Linked DNA regions of Mus musculus: regions 1 and 3 are each linked to region 2. A link is a loop called in an ENCODE intact Hi-C map of the cell type or tissue named here. Cell type or tissue: left cerebral cortex. All regions are shown on one strand. Each heading gives the region's core, and the rest is flanking DNA. Links, peaks and the distances in the headings are about the cores only. Region 1 overlaps Acmsd (amino carboxymuconate semialdehyde decarboxylase). Region 2 holds the start of Tmem163 (transmembrane protein 163). Region 3 overlaps Tmem163 (transmembrane protein 163).

Region 1 (6,775 bases), core at 744-5,743, 86 kb after region 2:
TCACTAGCAAGCTGGAGATGATCAAAAGTTGCTGTGGAGTTTGAATAAGAATGGCCCCATTGACTCAGATATTTGAATGTTTAGTTACTAGGAGTGCAACTATTTGAAAGGATTAGGATTGGAGGTGTGGCTTTGTCGGAGGAAGTGTGTCACTGGTGGTAGGCTTTGAGGTTTCAAAAGCCACACAAAGCCCCACACACACACACACACCGCTTGTGGATCAGGGTGTGTCTCTCAGCTATAGCACCAGTGCCATGCCTGTCTGATTTCCACCATGATATAATGGACTAAACCTCTGAAAAATGTAAGCAAGCTCCTGATTAAATGATTTCTTTTATAAGTGTTGGTCATGGTGTCTCTTCATAGCAATAGAACAATGACTAAGATAGTTACCAATAAAGGTATGCAAAGAGATAATAGGTAAGAAAAGCTTAAAAACCAGATAATTGCAAGTAGACACATAACTTCTATAGAAAGAAGTTGAAAACAAATCTATATAATAGTCTAAAATTTCTAAACCATGAGTTTGATGTTCTGAGATAGCATTAAAATAATTTCAAGGGACTGGAAAGATGTGTTGGTTCCGTAGGTAAAGCCTTAGTGATGCATTGCCTGAGTATCTAAGTTTAAGTCCCCAGGTAGACACGTAGCATGAGCATCTTTAATCTCAATGCTTTTAGAAGTTCAAGGGCCAGGTAGCCTTGTATACACAGCAGGAAACAAAAACCTGACTGAAACAAGATAGAAAGCAAGGACAGACACCTAATATTGTCCTCTGAAAACACACATGCGCACGCGCGCACACACACACACACACACACACACACACACACACACACGATCTGTAAATACTTCAGTTGATAAGGAAACCAAGGAAATGTCTTAAATCAGGAGGGATGAATTACAGAAGACTAGAAGACTGGTTTTCATTTCCGATTTGCTTGCTTTTTCCATATTAAAACAGGACAGACTGCTTCTTAAAGCATATTTATATCTGAGAATGCCATCATGCTGGGAAGGGAAGGATTCCTAATTAGAAGATTAATGCCTGGATTTCATCTTCATGCTAATGTAGCTGACGAGTGTACTATAAACGTGGGACTCTAAAATCATGTTGTATTTTGGAAATGTAAACAGCTTTAGCAAGAAGAAGAGATGAACCCCTGGTGAATACCAAGCAGAGAGTTAGAACAAGATCAGCTGTTGGCACAGATGTGAGGAGACAACTTTATGTCTTTAGGGCTTCTACAGCAGGTGAATTTGCTTGGCTTCATATATAAATGAATACAGAAGTCTAAAAATAGATGGCCTTCAAACTGTGGGGTGTGTGTGTGTGTGTGTGTGTGTGTGTGTGTGTGTGTTTGTGTTAGGCATCATGTGTTCTGTTCTATCACTCTCCGCCTTATTCTCTTAAGACGACCTCTCACTTAATCTGGAGCTAGGCTGGCAGCTAGCAAGCCCCAACATTCCTGTCTTTGTTCCTCACAGCACTGGAATTATACTGGGAATTTGAACTCAGTCCCCCATGATTGGACAACAAGCATTTCCTGAACTATCTCCCAAACCATCAGATATTCATACATATACATGAAACAAGGTCTCACTGTGTAGACCAGACTGACCTCAAATGATCCATCTGCCTCTGCCTCCCTAATGCTAGAATTAAACACATGCCACCCATGCCCAGGTCATACTTTGACTATCAACTGAAGTATTTACAGATCGTGTGTGTGTGTGTGTGTGTGTGTGTGTGCATGTGTGTGTGTTTGGTAAATATATGATTTATATATACATATATATGATTTTGTGGTTTTTTTATATATGTGTATAAATGGTATAATGTTTCTATCAGGTTAAACACTCTATTCAAGCATATCTCGATTGTGAAACATCACAAGTCATTTCTCTGGCTTTTTAAAATATATAACACATAATAATAATTACTATTATTATTATGTATAGTCATCACACAGTGTAATAGCATACCAGATCTCTTGGGGTTGTCTAGTTGGTGTGTTCATTGTTGCTTTTGGAGACAGGGTCTCACCTTGTAGCCCAGGTTAGCTGGAGTTTTCTATATGACCCAGAATGCTTTACTCTTGATCTCACCTCTTAAGGCAGAGATTGCAAGCATGCACCTCCAGCTGGCATACATCAGAACTTCCATTAGTCAATCAGTCAATCTCTCTCTCTCTCTCTCTCTCTCTCTCTCTCTCTCTCTCTCTCTCTCTCACACACACACACACACACACACACACACACAGAGTTCAAGATGAATAGAACACTGCAACAGGTGGGATCAACCCATTAAAATCAGTGAACAATGAAAAGCTTGCTGTGGCTGGAAGACTGTGTCTCATTTTGAGAGTTCTAGCAGAAAGGACACCACCACAGTTCATTGGGAAAACTCAAGGGAAACTAACAAAGGGATTGTTTCCAAAAACTATGAGGACTTACACTACCATCTAACCCAAAACATTCCTTTCCAACTCCATTTTCTCCAGGTCACTTGTGATATGTCACTATAAGAAAGGTAGAATGTTTCATTTCCTCTGAATATATCCATGTTTTATTGAATAAATACCTATTTTTTTTTATTTCAGTGTTTGTATTTCACACTTGATTCCCTGAATTCATATTTAAAAGAGCCAGGGAAGATGGTACACCCTTGGAATCCAAACACTTGGAAGGCAGAGATGCGTGGTCCTGAGGATGTCAAGTGCGCATATCTAATGAATTCCAAACTAGTGAGAGACCCTGTCTCAAAAAGCAAGGTGGACAGCAGATGGGAGTGCAGCAAAGGCCTCCTTACTCAAGCACACTCAGAAGCCAGACTAGCCCTAGATTTGCAATTTTTAGAAGACCTAATAGTGACACCTGCTGGAACAAGAAGATAGCAAAAGGGAAACTGACCCTTGAAATCTTTACAATTGTAGACCAGCTCTGTTTCTAGTAAAATGAGGGGGGTAGGGGGAAATGTTGTTTTACTAGACTAGTGTATATGGTAGGTAAATTAAGTGTATGGAAGGCTCTTTAATGTTTTCACATTCACAAATAAAATGGTATTTTCTCCTTTTAGGATAAAGTCATGCTGGGAACTGATTACCCCTTTCCTCTGGGCGAGCAGGAGCCTGGGAAGCTGATAGAGTCCATGGCAGAGTTTGATGAAGAAACAAAGGTACGTGCCTTGGCTCCAGCCAGCCCATCCTGAGCTGAACACACACTTGATTTTCCTAAAACTATGACTCCACTTTCTGAAATAGCTAGACTATTAAAAGCAAACGCTATAATATCTTAAAATAAGTGCAATATAACTAGATGTATAAATCCTCTGTCCTCACAAGTGTATGTGCACACTGCATGTTCATAAACACACACTAAATGTAAAAAAAAATCAATGATGATATCTAATAAGTGCTTTATCAAGCCAATCATGCTTTTAAATAAAGTCTCCCCACCCCCCTCTCTCTCTTTCTTTTCAGGATAAACTTACAGCTGGCAATGCCTTGGCTTTTTTGGGTCTTGAGAGAAAACTATTTGAATGACAGAATTAAGCACACACAAAAAAACTTTCGAGAAGCTACGTCACTTCTGTTTTTGAACATGAGCTATACACACATCTATTTTGAATTATGTTACCCCAAAAATGGAATATCCCCCTCAGGATGAAGCAAGAGGATCAGCAATTCAAGTTCCAGACCAGTCTGGGCTACTTGAGACTGTCTAAAACAAGGGTGGGGGTAATATTTTCAATATTCTAACTTATTAATAACAAAATGTTTTATAAGGTCTTTATTCTGAAATGTAATATTCTGAGAAGTGTATATTACTACATAGCAAATCAAAACCATTTGATTTGAAAGAGATAAAAAATTAATATATAATTAATGATTTAAATAGAAAAATCCAATACCAGCTTTATTCTAGAAGGCTCGGGGTCTCTATGTTGACTGAAGATATGGGAAATGTACCCAAATAATAAGGTTTTTTCCAGTTGTAACCCTTTCTGCTAGCCTAGTCATTCAATGGGAATGTTTTTATCTTTGTAAAGTACACATAGGCTATGCACAAGCTCAAATGTTCTAAAAGCCAGTTAAGAAAGCAAGGTAAATGCTTATGGAATAAATGCTGACCCAACACAAAATGGTTTTGATTTGCATATGTAGTAATGTACTACAAACTCATTTTAGCCTCCCACAGTTGGATAGATCTTAGAATTTGACCTGAGTCTGGAAGGATGGATGAACATTTCTTTAAAAAGTAAAAAGATGTTGGTCGGGCATCACGGTACATGCCTCTTACATCAGCACTCAGGAGGCAGAGACAGGCAATGGGTCTGTGTTTGAGGCCAGCTTGGTCTGCATAGCAAGCTCTAGGATAGCCAGCCAGTGATACACAGTGAAACCTTGCCTCAAAAAGAAATAGGTAGGCTTGGAGAGATGGCTCAGCAATTAAGAACACTGATTGCTCTTCCAGAGGTCCTGAGTTCAATTCCCAGCAACCACATGGTGGCTCACAACCATTTGTAATGGGATCTGATGTCCTCTTCTGGTGTCACTGAAGAAAGTGACAGTGTACTCACATACATAAAATAAATAATGTTTCTTTTAAAAAATAAATATGTAAACAGAAGATGGGAGCTGGACCAGAAGAGAAGAAGTTTGAAACCACAGGTGTGACTTAAGAGCGGATGAAACTTTTCTAAAAGGAATGTCATCTATACGTTTCCCTTTAGCAGAGCAGGAGGCAGAGTTAACTCTGGGGAGGGAGGAACACCATGACACCCTTGTTCTAGGCCCTTACTGCTCCACCTGAGTAGCTGTAAAGGAACTTGGGCATGGGGTGGGGTGGCAGGCAGCATCTCTCCTCCACATGCCTATGGCTGCATCAAATAATCCTTCCATAGCACACGCTTAACTTTGGACTCACGCATAACTCCCTTCCTTTCCATTCTAGTACAAAGCCAGGCTCCCTATTAACAGGTGACTGGAGCTGCCTCGATGACAGAGAAAGAAGAGAGCTAACTAATACCCATGACCCCATTCTGCTCTTCTCCCCATCCATGTCTCAATGCTCCATCTCCTTCCTGATCTCTTGTTTTCTAGAATTTTCACCAACTATGACTCTACTTACTAGTCTAATCTGTCTTGAAAGAAAAATAAAGTTGAACAAAACAACACTTGGAAGCATGTGTTACTATTTTTCTCCTTCCCCAAACCTTTGAAAGAAATCTCTACTCCTTTTCAATATTTCCTATTGGAGCTCTATACACATAATACCCGTATTACTTACTTTTGCCTTACTGTACTAAAAAAGACCACACACAAGGTTGAACGGATGTTTCAGTCCATTATGTTGGGGAGGCCTGGCAGAGACGAACTGCTCACAACACTACAGAAAGGAAGCGGGGAGGGAAAGAATGCCTGTGGTTGTGGGCTTTCTCCTTTTTTCAATCTGGAACTCAGCTCATGTGACGGTGTCACTCACATACAAGGAAGGCCATCATCTCTTAGTTACCTTTGGGGTTTTTGTTTTGTTTTGTTTTGTTTTGTTTTCGAGACAGGGTTTCTCTGTGCAGTCTTGGAACTCACTCTGTAGACCAGGCTGGCCTCAAACTCAGAAATCTGCCTGCCTCTGCCTCCCAAGTGCTGGGATTACAGGCATGCACCACCACTGCCTGGTTTTAGTTATCTTTGGAAGAGTCTTCACAGACACACCTAGAATAACCATCACAAGTCCATTCCTTGTCAACATGATATTCCCACACATCTTACACCATAAGATTCAATCCCTCCCACCCAGTGCTCCAAAGCTCTAATACAGTTTCTCTAGAGGCTGGGGCAAACACTTATTTATTAATAAATTAGCTATTTATTTATTTATTAGCTCTGCTAATATCACATTATATAGTCCCATGATACAATAACATAAACATTCCTATTCCCAAAGAATTCAGGAAGGATTACTGAAAGCTTCTAGTATCTTAGCCTGACCTTGAACTGAACGCTTAATGTAGCCAAGTGTGTCCTTGAGCTTCTGGTTTCTCTGTTAAACCTGAAATTTTCAAGTAGACCGAATCCACGATTGTCCAATTAAAGTAAACTTTACTTAATACTGTCCAGGAAGATGGACACTGGCTAGGTCCATACCTGGGATTTCCAAAGAATGGCACGGAATTAGGTCAGTCAGATGCCTATAAAGGTCAAACCCAAAGCAAAGTACTTTCTTCCTTTGTCCAATCAAGAACCAGCACACATCCTGCCTACGTTTGATCAAGTACGTCCTGTGCATTTGGGGTAACCAATCACATTTATTGAAGTGAAAATCTATGACATGCATATATATATGAGAACAACAGCCCCCAGAATTTCAGGAAGTTATCTGTCCTTGGGCAGGTGGGGCTTATAGGTTAACTTTAGCCCTTATACCTTCTGTCCACCCCACGGCCCACCAGTGCTAGGATTATAGGCTGTACCTCCATACACAATTTGTTTTTATGCAGTGCTGGAGCTAGAACCAGGCCTTCAATGCTTCCTCAATGCACTATCTCCCAACAAAGCACCAGCACCCCACGCCCCGGAGCTCTTTTTAAGAGCCTAATGTCTTCAAACATCTTGCATTCTTTACCTTTAACTTTAAACATGCTTTTTTTCTAGCCAAATTGCTTTTCAGGTCATTCCTCTGCTCTTTTGCTCCCAGTTCTCCCTATAAAACTAGTTTAAAGCAGCCAGGGGTGCCTTTTCCACAGCTGGAATAATGGACTGCCTTGAATTCT
Region 2 (6,775 bases), core at 567-5,566:
CCAATTAAGAAGCAGCAAGAAAGGGGAATGGTGTAGATGCGGTCGTCTTCGCAAAGAACCCAAGCTGAAGGCCGCTAGAGCAGGATGGGGAAGGAGAGCCAGGTGGGGGAATGAGGGATCCCTAACGTTCGACGCAGCCCCACTAAGGAGACAGTGGTTGTAAGCGGGAGATGGTGATGCCTTCCAGGGGACGCACCGGGTACAAGGCCAGCGTCCAAGGAAGGACTCAGAGCTGGACACACTCTCTCCAGGAAGTATCAGCGCGGATAGCATCTGTGCAGATCAGGTTGGTAGCCAGACCCCAAACATCCTAACCTCTCTGCCAGCACCCTCACACTATGGGGCGGTGACCGCTGTGACCCAGGATCCAGGGAGCTTCGGCCCCACGCACGTCCAGAGGCTAAGGGGACCCTAGCTGTCACCCTACCGGGTGCTCTGCCACTAACCAAAAAAATTAATTAATAATAATAATAACTTTCCCCGGGTGGCTGGGCTTGCGCAGCGGGATGCTTTGGAACCCACATCTCCCAGCACCGAGAGGAATCCCTTGGTCCCCCGTAAGACACTAAGAACCCTGTCTGCAAACTTTTCCCGCGAGCACCGGAGAAGGCTGGCCTAAGCACCCTCCGAGATCGGAAAACTGAAAGAGGCTCTCGGGAGGCACCGCTGCCCGACCCTCATGGATCCCGAAAGGTGGAATAGTCGCTTCCGCTCTTTGCACCAAGCTCCGCAAATAGGGGACAGGTGGCTTGAGAGGGGCGGAGAGGAAGGAGCGCGGGGCGGTGGTAGCTCACCTCGGTCTTCCAACCCGTCGCTGAACTGGCCGCTCTCGCTGATCCGTGGCTGCCTTTCCTCATCAGACTGCACAGAGGAGCTCATCGGAGCCGGGCTGGGGGCGGGGGCGGCGGTCGAGGGCGCGTGGCCCCGCGGTGGCGGCCGCGGGACTCCGGGGCCAGGGGGGCTGCGGCGCTCGCTGCCCAGAGCCGGCTCCATGGCGCCGGGGCTGCAGATCCCCCGAGGCGAAGCCGACCACGATGGAGACACGAAGTCCAAAGTGCCAGAGACCGAGGGCACCGAGAGAGAGCTTCGCCCGTACCGCGGTGAGCGGCAGGTCCGCCGCTAGCACACCGAGTGGCGGAGGCTGGTGCCGCGCTGTCGCCGCTGCGCTCCGCCCCCGGGGGCAGGTGCGGGCGGCAGGGACCCGCCCCGAGGCGCTAAGCCCGGGCACTGGTATCGATGCACCCAGGCGAGTGGAGAGGGAGGGCCCCGGACGGTCCAGACGCGTGGAAGCTGAGGGAACTGTTAGGGGGCGTGGGGACCAGCCTGCGGGTAGCGCAGGGCTGGGTGAGGGCGTGACGGAGGACGCGCCCCCCACTCACGTCGCGGATTGGTGCCCAGGAGGGACCCTTCCACCCTAATTACTCTGCAGTCCTCGGAGCCTGTGGCCGCGCGTGGGCAGGAGAGAGGGCATCGCAGCTCATCCGGCCTTTTTTCTCTCCCGGAGCCACACAGGCTACAAGGATTGCACCTTGTCCCCGCCTGCCCAAGCAGGCACCAGGATTCACCTGTTCCCCAGCCTCTGGATCTGCTGCCCTTAAATGGCTTTAACTCTCATCTCAGTTTCTCTCTTGCACCAACTTAGATTGAGGTGCTGCTGGAACCGTGGCTTGTCCCCCCCTCCCCCAGACCTCCCATTACGACTATCCTTGGGCCTTTCCCATCCATCTGTCAACCTCTCTAAGCGTTCAGGATCCGTCCCCTTGCTGCGGATGCTCACCCCTGTTCTTCATCTCTGACCATAACAACTTCCCACACTTGGGCAGTGAGCCTGGTCTCCCCAGCGAAGCTGCAACCTGGTCCACAGGGCCGGCTGGGGAAGACCCACAGGCGAACCGGCCGCCTAACGGATTGGGGACCCGATTGATTGCATTTACATCCGAGCTCTAGAGAGTCTAGATTTTATCAATAGGTTGGTATCAGTCTCTAAATTTCATCTGAGTACTCTAACATGCCAATTCCTTCATTTAAAGGAATCCACCCTGTTTTCTTTTGAGAGTAACCGGTTTCCTTTCTTGGTTTCCGCTCTGCCAGGGAACATAGAAGTCAGGATATGATTTAAATGTCTCTGTGGGGTTCCAGAGATGAGAAGGGAGTCACATTTTGTTGGGATCAGATCTGAGTGATCTCGGCTCCAGTTCGGTCTTCCGTTGTGTTTTTTTTAAACAATAATTTCAACTGTAAACTGAAAGCATCGAACTAGGTCATTTCAACACTCCTTTTTTTTTTTTCCTATGAAGAAAATGAAATTTTCAACAGCCCCTTCTTTTCTTTAAAGAAAATTAAACGCCATGTTCACTGGGCTTAAGACACACACACACACACACACACACACACACACAGAGAGAGAGAGAGAGAGAGAGAGAGAGAGAGAGAGAGAGAGAGAGTTTTTACCACTGATCCTGACGCTGTTCTTGGTACAAATGCTTCACATGTACAGAGCCCTCCGTCCTCTCGCATCCTGGATTGTGGGGGTTGTTTTTTGTTTTGTTTTTGTTTTCCTTTTTCTTTTTTCTTTTTTGTTCCAGATGATTCCATTGGCTGCCCTCTCAACGGTAGTCAAAGAATCACCCCAAGAACAAAAATATCCAGGCCTTGAGCACTGTGGAGGTCGATGTCACAGGCTGCAACAGAGTTGGCTGAAACGTTAACGCAGTGGCTTTTAGACTTCATCCCCCTCCTAATATTCTGCTTTTTTGAAAATTATATTTTCTTTTTCACTGTGGTCTTGGGGACAGGAGCAGAAGAGCTAGCACCGGCTTTAGCACAGAGCTGCGTCCCCACCTCTAATCTGTTTGTTTGTGCATTTATTTGTTTGGTATTTTAACAAGCATTTTCCTTTGCTGTGTGATTCAATTGTTCTTGAGGTCTGGCTAGAAGTCTTGAAACATGCCCCTCTCCGGGAACATCTTCCCTCTCTGCAGGCGCCGCACCCCCAGTGCACACACACGCTGCACAGCAGGCTCTCTAGAAGAAAGGGATCATCGTTCTGATTCCACACTTGGTTTTTGCATCCAGAGCATCTACGCGTGTAACGGTGCAGGTGAGCAAACTAGGGCTCATCATGCTCCTTCTGTACCCGAGCAAAGTCTCTTCTTTGAAGGGGAAGGAAGGGGGTTCAGCAGAAGCAAAAGCTGTTGTAAGCCTCTCTTGCCTTTTATGCTGCAGCTCCCCCACTACAAGCCCCTGCCTCTTCACTGGGAGACTATATTAGCTGCATCCTGGAAAGGAGACCATTTGCCGGGCACCTTGCTAAATGTTTCATAGGCTTTCCTCCCGCTTCAGCAACCGCCCAATTCGCAGCACGTCCACCCCCTAGGGGACGTTGTGGAGAAGTGCAGGCGCTTTCTTTGAGGCCACCCCAGTTTGGTAGGGGGGATAGGTACAGAAGTCCAGCTGGATCTTCGGTTCTGTGAAAATGTGCTTCTTCCAATCACGTTAGAATTTTAACTGTGTTTACATGTGAACATGGCATATGATGGCATCTTTGAATGCACACAATTTTTTCTGGGAATACAACTAGTATGCAAGTCTAGGGACGCTGAACCTTCTCTTCTTTTGGGAAACCAGGACGCTGAAGGCGGTTTCGTTCACCACATGAGTCAGCAGATCTGTGCCCATCATATATATATATATATATATAACTGCCGCGGGCTAAGGAATTCCATGTGTGCTTACGAATATATCTGTTAAGCTTTTATTTCAACACACTAAACACTAAGAAAAAATAATGCCAATAATATCCTAGAGTCTAGTCATCCTCCCGCTCCTACTTCACAAGTAGATGCAGACGTCTGAGTACAGCTGGCTTCTGGTACAGTCCTGAGTAGTCATTTATCTCGGCAAAAGCACATTAATTATGTATGGTGCTACTTTTATTCCTCTGCCACCATATACATCATTATATTGATTTTAAAATTAGAGACATATGTATCAGCCACAGATTCATCTCATAGCCACAGCAGTGAGTAGTCCTAAAGAATTGTATAGAGGGAGAGAGAAGGGGGCCTGGAACAATGGTTCTGTTAGTTTGTTTGTTTGTTTTGCTGTTCTGGAACTCACTCTGTAGACCAGGCTGGCCTCAAACTCAGAAATCCGCCTGCCTCTGCCTCCCAAGTGCTGGGATTAAAGGCATGCGCCACCACTGCCAGGTGGAACAATGGTTCTTAACCTGTGGGTCGCGACCCCTTCAGAGACTTGAAGAACTCTTTCACAGGGGTCACCTAAGACCATCAGAAAACACAGATATTTACATTACAATTCATAACAGGATCAAAATTACAGTTATGAAGTAACAATGGAAATAATTTTATGGTTGAGGGCAGATCACCACAACACGGAACTTATTAAACAGTCGCAGCTTTAGGAAGGTTGAGGGCCACTGTGCTAGAGGTACAGCTCTTGCCAAGTTCAATTCTCAGCCCCCAGGATAGGCAGCTCACAGCCACCTGAACCCCAGCTTCAGGGGACCCAGTGCCCTCTTCTGGCCTCTCAGCACACTTGGACTCATATGTACATACCCATATATGAGCACACACAGATACACATCATTAAAAATAATAAAGTAAATTGTTTTAAAGGGAGTTTGTTAGGGAGAAAAATCATTCCAGCAAGAAGCTTCTAAGAAGGTGTGGCCTGAATGAACCACAGAAGAAGACATTAAGAAAAAGAAAGAAAGATAAAGCTGGAATACAGAGACATTCGTGATAGAGTTTCTGCTTTATGCAAACTAAATCCTAAAAAATAATAATAATAAAGTCTTCTTTATTTTAGTTTAGACAGGATATCATGTAGCCAAGGCTAGCCTGGAATTCTCTATGTAGCTGAGGATAACTTTGACCTTGCATTTCTACCTCTACCTTTAAAGTCCTGATATTACAGACATACCCACAATGCCCAGCTCAGGGTATACTGAAGATGGAACCTGGGACTTCATGCCCAGGGCCTTTTGCATACTAGACACGTGTGCTACCATCGGAGCCAGCTAACCACCCAGACTATCTTTTTAGTTCTTGTAGCAACACAAGCAACACTGGAAAGCACGTAGCACTCCAGGGCTGGGTGGGGTGAGGAGCTAGTTGTGCAGCCCTGAAGTGTTTATGCTGGTGCTGCATGGACCTCAGCAGCATCCCCAGGGAGGCCCTACAGTCTCCGGAAACATGGCAGGCATGAATGCAGACAAACAGTGCCAGCACTGGCAAGTGCTACATTTATAAACTCTTTCTCATAAAAAAAGGAAAAGATACAAACTAGGTCATGACTACAGAACACTTGGATATGACATGTTTATGAGACCTGTCATTTATTTTTAGAGGTTTTTGTATCAAAACATTCAGCTACCGGTCCTCCACACCCTGTGCCCTGTACTGGTGTATTCAGTTCACCGAAAGCAACAGTACATATTTTTTAAATTATACATCCACTAAAACTGCCCTTCTCTCTCTCCCCCCCCTCTCTCCCTCTCTCTCTCTCTCTCTCTCTCTCTCTCTCTCTCTCTCTCTCTCTGTGTGTGTGTGTATGTGCTTCATTTTTTTCTTGTATGACAGGGTCTTTCCTGGCCTCACCAAGTGGGTGCCAACCAGACAGCTTTTAAAATATTGGTTTCAGGGGATTCAGGCTCCTGTGCTTACAAAGGGAGCAGACTGAGCTATCTATCTGCCCAGCCCAGATAATTTTTTCCTCCTCATTATTCTTTTTTTTTAATTTTATTTATTTGTTTATTTATACATTCATTTTATTTTTATGAGTACACTGCAGTTGTCTTCAGACACACCAGAAGAGGGCATCAGATCCCATTACAGATGGTTATGAGCCACCATGTGGTTGCTGGGAATTGAACTCAGGACCTCTGGAAGTGCTCTTAACCACTGAGCCATCTCTCCAGCCCTCTCCTCAAACTCAGAAATCCACCTGCCTCTGCCTCCCGAGTGCTGGGATTAAAGGCGTGCACCACCACTGCCCGGCTTCCTCGTTATTCTTAAATAATTCAGTGTACCCACCATTATGTAACGTTAGCTTCATTATAAGTACGGTGGTTAGTTTTCAACTTAACACAGCCTCAGATCACCTGAAAAGCGTCTCAGTGAAACCCTGTCTAGACCAGTGGTTCCCAACTAGATCTGTATGGATCACAACTCCTTTGGGAGTCCCATATCAGACACCTTGTGTATTATATATTTACATTACTATTCATAACAGTAGCATAAGTACAGTTATGAAGTAGCAACAAAATAATTAGGTGGGGGGAGGTCACTACAGCGTGAGGAACTGTATTAAAGGGTTGCTGCACTGGGAAGGTTGAGAACCACAGGTGTAGGTCTGTGAGCATGTCTGTAGAGGATTACCGAGCCAGCGCATGGTGAGTGACATCATTCCCTAGTTTGGAATCCTTGTCTGCATAAGAGTGAAGAATGAGAGCCGGTCGGTGGTGGTGGTGGTGGGCGCCTTTAATCCCAGCACTTGGGAAGCAGAGGCAGGCAGATTTCTGAATCGAGGCCAGCCTGGTCTACAGAGTGAGTTCCAGGATAGCCAAGTACACTGAGAAACCCTGTGTCAAAAAACAAAAACAAAAACAAAAACCAAACAAAAAGAGTGAAGAATGAGCTGAGCAGTCGGGATCCCAGGATTCATCCTCCTGCTTTTACTGTGGCTGCAATGACTAGCCGTTTCAAACTCCTGCTGTCTTGACTTCCCCACAACAACGGACAAGGACCTGGAA
Region 3 (6,775 bases), core at 742-5,741, 180 kb before region 2:
CTTCTAGAAGACCATCCCACATGGAAGGCTGTGCCCCAGGCACAGTCTTTTCCTATCTCTCAAAAAAAGGCCAGTGCTATGTAATGTGACCTCTAAGCATAACAACCCCCACCTTCTTAGTCAAGGCAGCTCCAGCAACCCATCAGCGTCCCCCCCAGAGCTGGTCTGTTGGCATTCCCTCTGAGGAGGATGGGGTAGGGATGGGCCATCAGACTCTTCCCTGAGTTGCCAGCCACACACCACCCTACCCACACCTCCTGACCAGCTGCAGCTAATTCTGCCTCAGCAGGTCCCATGGTTTCAGGAACTGCTAGAGTACACAGAATGTGGGAGACTGATGAGGAAGTCATCATCTACAACAGGAAGTCATCATCTACAACAGGGAGTCATCATCTACAGCAGGGAATCATCATCTACAGCAGGGAGTCATCATCTACAACAGGGAGTCATCATCTACAGCAGGAAGTCATCATCTACAGCAGGGAGTCATCATCTATAACAGGGAGTCATCATCTACAGCAGGGAGTCATCATCTACAGCAGGGAGTCATCATCTACAACAGGGAGTCATCATCTACAGCAGGGAGTCATCATCTACAACAGGGAGTCATCATCTACAGCAGGGAGTCATCATCTACAGCCAGAAGTCAACATCTACAGCCAGAAGTCATCATCTACAGCAGGAAGTCATCATCTACAGCCAGAAGTCAACATCTACAGCCAGAAGTCAACATCTACAGCAGGAAGTCATCATCTACAGCAGGAAGTCAACATCTACAGCAGGAAGTCATCATCTACAGCAGGAAGTCATCATCTATAACAGGAAGTCATCATCTACAGCAGGGAGTCATCATCTACAGCAGGAAGTCATCATCTGCAGCAGGGAGTCATCATCTACAACAGGGAGTCATCATCTACAGCAGGGAGTCATCATCTACAGCAGGGAGTCATCATCTACAGCAGGAAGTCATCATCTGCAGCAGGAAGTCATCATCTACAACAGGGAGTCATCATCTACAGCAGGGAGTCATCATCTATAACAGGGAGTCATCATCTACAGCAGGGAGTCATCATCTACAGCAGGGAGTCATCATCTACAGCCAGAAGTCAACATCTACAGCCAGAAGTCAACATCTACAGCAGGAAGTCATCATCTACAGCAGGAAGTCATCATCTACAGCCAGAAGTCAACATCTACAGCCAGAAGTCAACATCTACAGCAGGAAGTCATCATCTACAGCAGGAAGTCATCATCTATAGCAGGAAGTCATCATCTATAGCAGGAAGTCATCATTTACAGTAGGGTCGGGCATTTTGATGAGGAGGCTATATGTGGGTCACCCCCTGACCCAGTTAGTTGGTCAATGTTTTGTTTTGTCAACTCAGCACAAACTAGGATCCTCTGAGAAGAGGGAAAGTGGGTTGAAAAAAAGGTCTCCATCAGATTAACCTGTAGGTAAGTATGTTGGAGTCATTTCTAGATTTATGATTAATGTAGGATGGCTCAGCCCACTGTAGGCATGCCATCCATCCTTGAAAGGCGGTTTTTGGATGTATAAGAAAGCAGGCTGAGCAAACCCTGGGGAGCAAGTCAGTAAGCAGCATCCCTCCATGGTCTCTGCTTCAGGTCCTGCCTCCAGGCTCCAGCTTTGAGTTCCTGTCCTTGAGCACCCTCACTGATTAAATAAACCCTTTCCTCCCCAAGTTGATTTTGGTCCTACTGTCTATCACAGCAACAGAAATCCAACTACACTCCTGTATATAGCCCTCCACCCATCCTGTAAATAAGCCCAATACCATGCACCACGCTGGACATGGGTGAGTTCCTTACTATGGTCCATCTTTAGTGACCTACAGGGGTGAAGACATGTTTGTTCACATCTCCCCAAGAAATGCAAATATATCACTTATGTTCCTGGGACATAAAGGAGTAAGACGTGAGCCATTGGTTTCATTTCCCAACTGGAGACAGGTTGAGAGGAAAGGGGTTTTCAGAGCATCCTTGTACCCTGGGTGATCCAAGATAAAAACAGAGTCATACTTGACCCCGTAGGCAAAGATGGTGAGACCAATCAGGACACCAATGCTGCCGTCCAGGTACCAGACTGCTGCGTTGTGTTTGAACACTTCTGCACTTAGAAGGATGGAGAAGCCCATCACGCCCCCAACAAGGGAGTTGAACCCTGCAAAACAAGAAAAGGGATCACACAGTGATATGAGGTCAGCATTTCATAGTCTATACTGTAAGGTCTACAGACCACAGACAAGTACATTGGGCCTTCATTCTGTGGAAGGAATGTACACACACACACACACACACACACACACTGCTACTGATTTGTTCATTCTGAGTTAATCCTCAATCTAGATGCTATTCAAACAGCTAGTTCAGGAGGAATTTGAGGTTCAGTGTGTCCTTAGTATAGGGGAACCCCTGTCCACTACACACAGAGAGCAACAAAGAGAAAGGAAGAGTAGAGCCCAAGGGAAAGACTAAATGGAATGACCTGGCTGACTTTTCTTCCTCTGCCTGTACAGTCTTCCTGCTAGGGATGAGATGGAAGCCAGATCTCCATCTCCAGAGATCTATGTACCTACTCTCTTCTCAGACTGCAGGCTCTCTGAATAAATCAATTTAAAGATTTATTTCTATGGACTACGGACATAGCTCAGATAGTCCACATCCCCAACACTGATGCCAAACCAGACATCATGGCATGGGTCTATGAGCCTGTGGTCTTGGCATTCCTATAGCAAGAGGGAAAGTGGGAACAGATAATTCCTTGAGCCTACAGGAAGCTCTCCTAGTCTGGGCCTTCTGTGAACTCTGCTTCCCCCTACACACGTCCCAGTAGAAGACACAGAACCACATGTCTGCGCTCTGCCACACCTGGTCCCTCATCCTCATGGCTCTGCTTCTCTCTACAGGTCTTTTACTCTAGAATATATTTCTGTTATTTTTATTTTACCATCTCTCTTACACTAGAAACCTAAGCTGGGGACAGAAGCATTGTTTCTTTCCTTGCCGTTTCCCATGTCCCAGAACAGGGTGCTGATGTCGCTGGAGCAATTAATGAGTTATCACAGAAGGTGGGGGGGAGGGAAGGGGAGGGGAGGGGTGTGAAGCATGACCTTAGCTGTTCCTAGGGAGGTGGAGGTGGTCTCACCTTGCTGCCTGGCTCTGAAAGGTGAGGGGCAGAAGTTCCCCCATGTAGCCACTAGATGTCGATATAGTTCCACTGAACCAGCCCTCAGTCGGTCAGCACCACGGACAGCCCTGTTCTGCTGGCCAACTCACCTCCTTAGCCTAACCCTTCCGGAGGTGACCTTGGCTTCCCTTGCCTTTGCCTGGCTCCTGATGGGCTTCTCTTTCACGAAAGCAGGGACCAGGGACTAATTCCAATCTCCCCTCCCACTTCCTTCAGTGTAGTGCCTGTGTGTGTGTGTGTGTGTGTGTGTGTGTGTGTGTGTGTGTGTGTCCCCACATGCACATCAGACAGACACAGAAAGACATAGAGAGGTGGAGAAACAGAAAGACAGAGAAAGAAAAAGGCAGAGTCAATCAGGCAGAGACAGAATAAAGGCCACCCTCACCTGCCATTGGTATATCACAGTCTACCTTGTTTTTTCAAGTCCAGCCACTGAACCTGAAGCTGGGTGGCCTGAAGCCAGCGACCTCTGCCAGGACTGGAATCACGGGGATACAACACTACTATGCCAAGGGTTTCTTCCAGTTGACTTCGGGAGATGAAACTCGGGTCCTGAAGGGGCTGGAGCCCCATTACACACACACTAGTCTCTAGCAGTCACTTACAGATGCAGGCTGTGCCCTCCCTTCTAACCTAGGGCTGCTCTGAGAAGTAAATCCCGCAGTTGCTTTGACAGCACAGAATGGCTGAATCTGTGTGAACTGGAGATACCACTGGCTTGACTGTAAGGTCTATATTGAAATCTGTGTGATTCGTGCCATTAAATGCATGTAGAACATTCTGAGAAGGCTTTTCACAGAGGTGTTGGGTGCAAATGAGAGCCCCATCAGAGGGTTCCCTGGTTCCTCCAATCTGTCAGCCTTTATTTGAAATTTCACCAGGGACACCTCTCACATACTTTTGACTTACTTTTTCTAGTCACTTGTTGCTCAGGACTTTACCCTTGTCGCCCAGGCTGTCCTCACACTCACCCAGGATGACCTTGAACTCATCCTTCTGCACTCTTCCAAAGCGCTGGGATTCTAGGTGTACAACACCCCCCCCATGCCTGATATTCTAGGTACCCAGATCTTCACTCATTTAGGCAAGTGCTCTACCAACAGAGCTACATTCCTGGCCCCATCCTGAGGGCACGCTTGTATATTTGCTGAATATCTAGAGAAATAAGCCAACTGGACCAAGACCAATTAAGCATCATGAAGATGCTTGTCAACCCTCCGTGACACCACCATCCACCAGTTGCTATCCCTCTTCCCTGAAGACCTGCTTCTTGGATGTAAAGACACCAACTCTACACACACACACACACACACACACAGGACCTGAGTAGCCAAACCAGTCCAGGATGCATCAACCCCATGGGAACAGGTAAGGGAATGTTGAGCTTATAGTCTAAGAGGTCTCTATGGGGACATTGCTTCCTCTCTCTTTGGGGAGCAAAGGTTCTTGGCTCTGCCTCAGCAGAGGAACAGCTTCAGGGCATGCATCAAAAAGAAGCAAGACAAATGGAGAGAAGATTTGGATGGGGTGAGAAGAGAGCCCCTCCCCCAGGCATCTGGATAAAGCTGTGCTTTTCACCCTTCCTAATCCTGCAACCCTTTGACACAGTTCCTCATGTTGTGGTGACCCCCCCCCACACACACACACCCAACCATAAAATTATTTCTGCTGCTACTTCATAACTGTCATTTTATTACTGTTATGTACCATAATGTAAGTATTTTATATGCAAGATAGCTGATATGTGACCCCCCCTGTGGAGTCATGACTAAACTGGACTAAAGCCTCTCACCAGTACAGAGAAGCAAGACTCTCAGTATCATTAGCAAGAGCTTAAGGCTTCTCTCTCCATTCTTAGCCACGAGGCTGGAATTTTCTAGGTATCTCACCAGACACCCCATTATCAGGGAAAGGACATATGCAACACACTCATCACAGTGGTGGGGGAGGGGTGAGAAGTGCAGTGAAGCCCAGACGCAGATCTGAGTATCGAATATCTCTGAGGCTAAGGGGAAAGCACTCCCACTGGCACCAAGCACCTCCGTCCAGGGAGATGAGGTCATGCTCTGTGACAGTCCTCGTCAAATTGACACCGTCTAGCACCATTGGACAAGGAAGTCTCAATGAGGGATGGTCTAGATCAGGTTGCCCTGTGGGTTTGTGGAGAATCGTGCCTATTGACTTGATTCTTGCAGGAAGAATGCCTAAAAGGGAGTGGCCCCGCTCCTTGGATTCGGACACTCAGCTGCAGAGAGTAGAGAAAGCTAGCCGGCATCTAATGAGCAAGCATGCGTTCATTCTCTCTGCCCTTGACTATGCTTGTATTGTGATAAGCTGCTACAAATTCCTGCCTTGACTTCCCTGAGACGATGCTGGAAGTCTAAGCCCAAATAACCTTTCTCCCCTAAGTTGGCTTTTGTCTGGATATTTTACCATAGCCACAGTCTTCATGATCATGGGCGGGTCTGGGGGACACCACAGGCAGGCTTCAGGCTTTCTCACAGCAGAGGTGGGGACAGCAGAAGGTGGTTTTGACTACCCTGTGACTCCTCCAGGCACCCCGGGGGTGAAAACAGGATGAGGGAGGCACAGAACCTGTAGCTTAGAGACACCAAGGCCCCACCAGGCTCTGTGCTCATTTGATTTAAGAACCTGGGCCACAGCTATGTCCCCAAGAGAAAGATGTCTCAACCTCCAATCCATTTGACTGATGTTTGGTTTGGTTTTTGAGGCAGGATCTCATGTAGCCTATGCAGGCCTGGAACTTACTAAGAAGCCAAGGATAACCTTGAATTTATGGTCCCCCTGCCTCCACCTCTCTAATGCTGCGACGATAGACAGGTGTGCACCACTACACCCAGATGATGCCCTACTGAGGCTCAACCCCCAAGCCTTGTACATGCCGGGCAAGCACTCTATAAACTCTTTAAACTATAGCTCCATCTCTTTCCTTCATAAAATAAAAGACCAGGTATGGTGGCACACTCCTGTAATCCCAACACACATGAGTGTAAAACAGGAGGAAAGAAAGTGTAGGGTCAGCCTGAGCTACATGACCCTGTCTTAGGAAACCAAAAGGAACCTAGCCATTTCTGCTCTATTTTATGTCATTTGACTCAGGGTGGTAGACACTAGCTCCAAGTTTCATGAAGTAGGCAGTTTGGGGAATAGGGATGGGGTGAATGGGTCCCCTCATCATTGAATTCATCTGCAAGACCTCAGCATCTAACAGCATCCAGGCAGGACCTTTCTTGTCTCCGAGCTCAGCCATCAGACAGTGTATGCCCGCACCACTCACCGTCTGTGATGAGAGCCCTGCTTGTCAGGACCTTCCCCAGCATAAACTTCAGCACAGCCAGTACGCTGCAAAGGATCCCGCTTAGAATGGAGACGCTGAACAGGAAATCATCCTAGGAGAGAGCAGTCCAGATTTTGACATGTTATCTCTTGCTGGAACAATCATCTCAAGACCCCTTGTCACAGCTGCCTGCTTTGTGCCAGGAGCAGGTAGCCAGTCAGGCAAGCTACCACCAGGTGGCGGTATACCGCCAGTGTTCGCCTGTGTGA

What was found. A loop is a pair of places that touch in the nucleus more often than their neighbours do. Peaks named below come from ENCODE experiments on the same cell type or tissue, not always from the same donor. Only the 100,000 strongest peaks of a DNase experiment are listed, where the experiment ranks them.
Region 1: it touches region 2 in a loop (2.5-fold over the local background); 4 of 42 quality-filtered maps call a loop at or near these places.
Region 3: it touches region 2 in a loop (4-fold over the local background); 39 of 42 quality-filtered maps call a loop at or near these places.

Annotation. Positions count from the first base shown.
Region 1 is chr1:127,762,801-127,769,575 of GRCm38, forward strand. Acmsd (amino carboxymuconate semialdehyde decarboxylase) reads left to right here. Exons shown (of 10, transcript NM_001033041.2): 9 at 3,080-3,178; 10 at 3,483-4,764. The coding sequence ends at 3,545. The region is part of intron 1 of 2900009J06Rik (RIKEN cDNA 2900009J06 gene); the gene reads right to left. Among named protein-coding and RNA genes, the nearest start is that of 2900009J06Rik, 7.9 kb to the right of the region's middle. In left cerebral cortex, for the core only: a CTCF peak has its summit at 2,896 (motif pointing left); a DNase peak (open chromatin) is centred at 2,851.
Region 2 is chr1:127,676,637-127,683,411 of GRCm38, forward strand. Tmem163 (transmembrane protein 163) reads right to left here and starts at 1,385. Exons shown (of 8, transcript NM_028135.2): 1 at 795-1,385. The coding sequence starts at 993. In left cerebral cortex, for the core only: CTCF peaks have their summits at 1,216 and 3,383; DNase peaks (open chromatin) are centred at 728, 796, 1,347, 3,392 and 2 more places; H3K4me3 peaks cover 1,052 bases.
Region 3 is chr1:127,493,678-127,500,452 of GRCm38, forward strand. Tmem163 (transmembrane protein 163) reads right to left here. Exons shown (of 8, transcript NM_028135.2): 6 at 6,507-6,618; 7 at 2,041-2,182. Among named protein-coding and RNA genes, the nearest start is that of Gm41947, 18 kb to the left of the region's middle. In left cerebral cortex, for the core only: a CTCF peak has its summit at 3,212 (motif pointing right); a DNase peak (open chromatin) is centred at 3,263.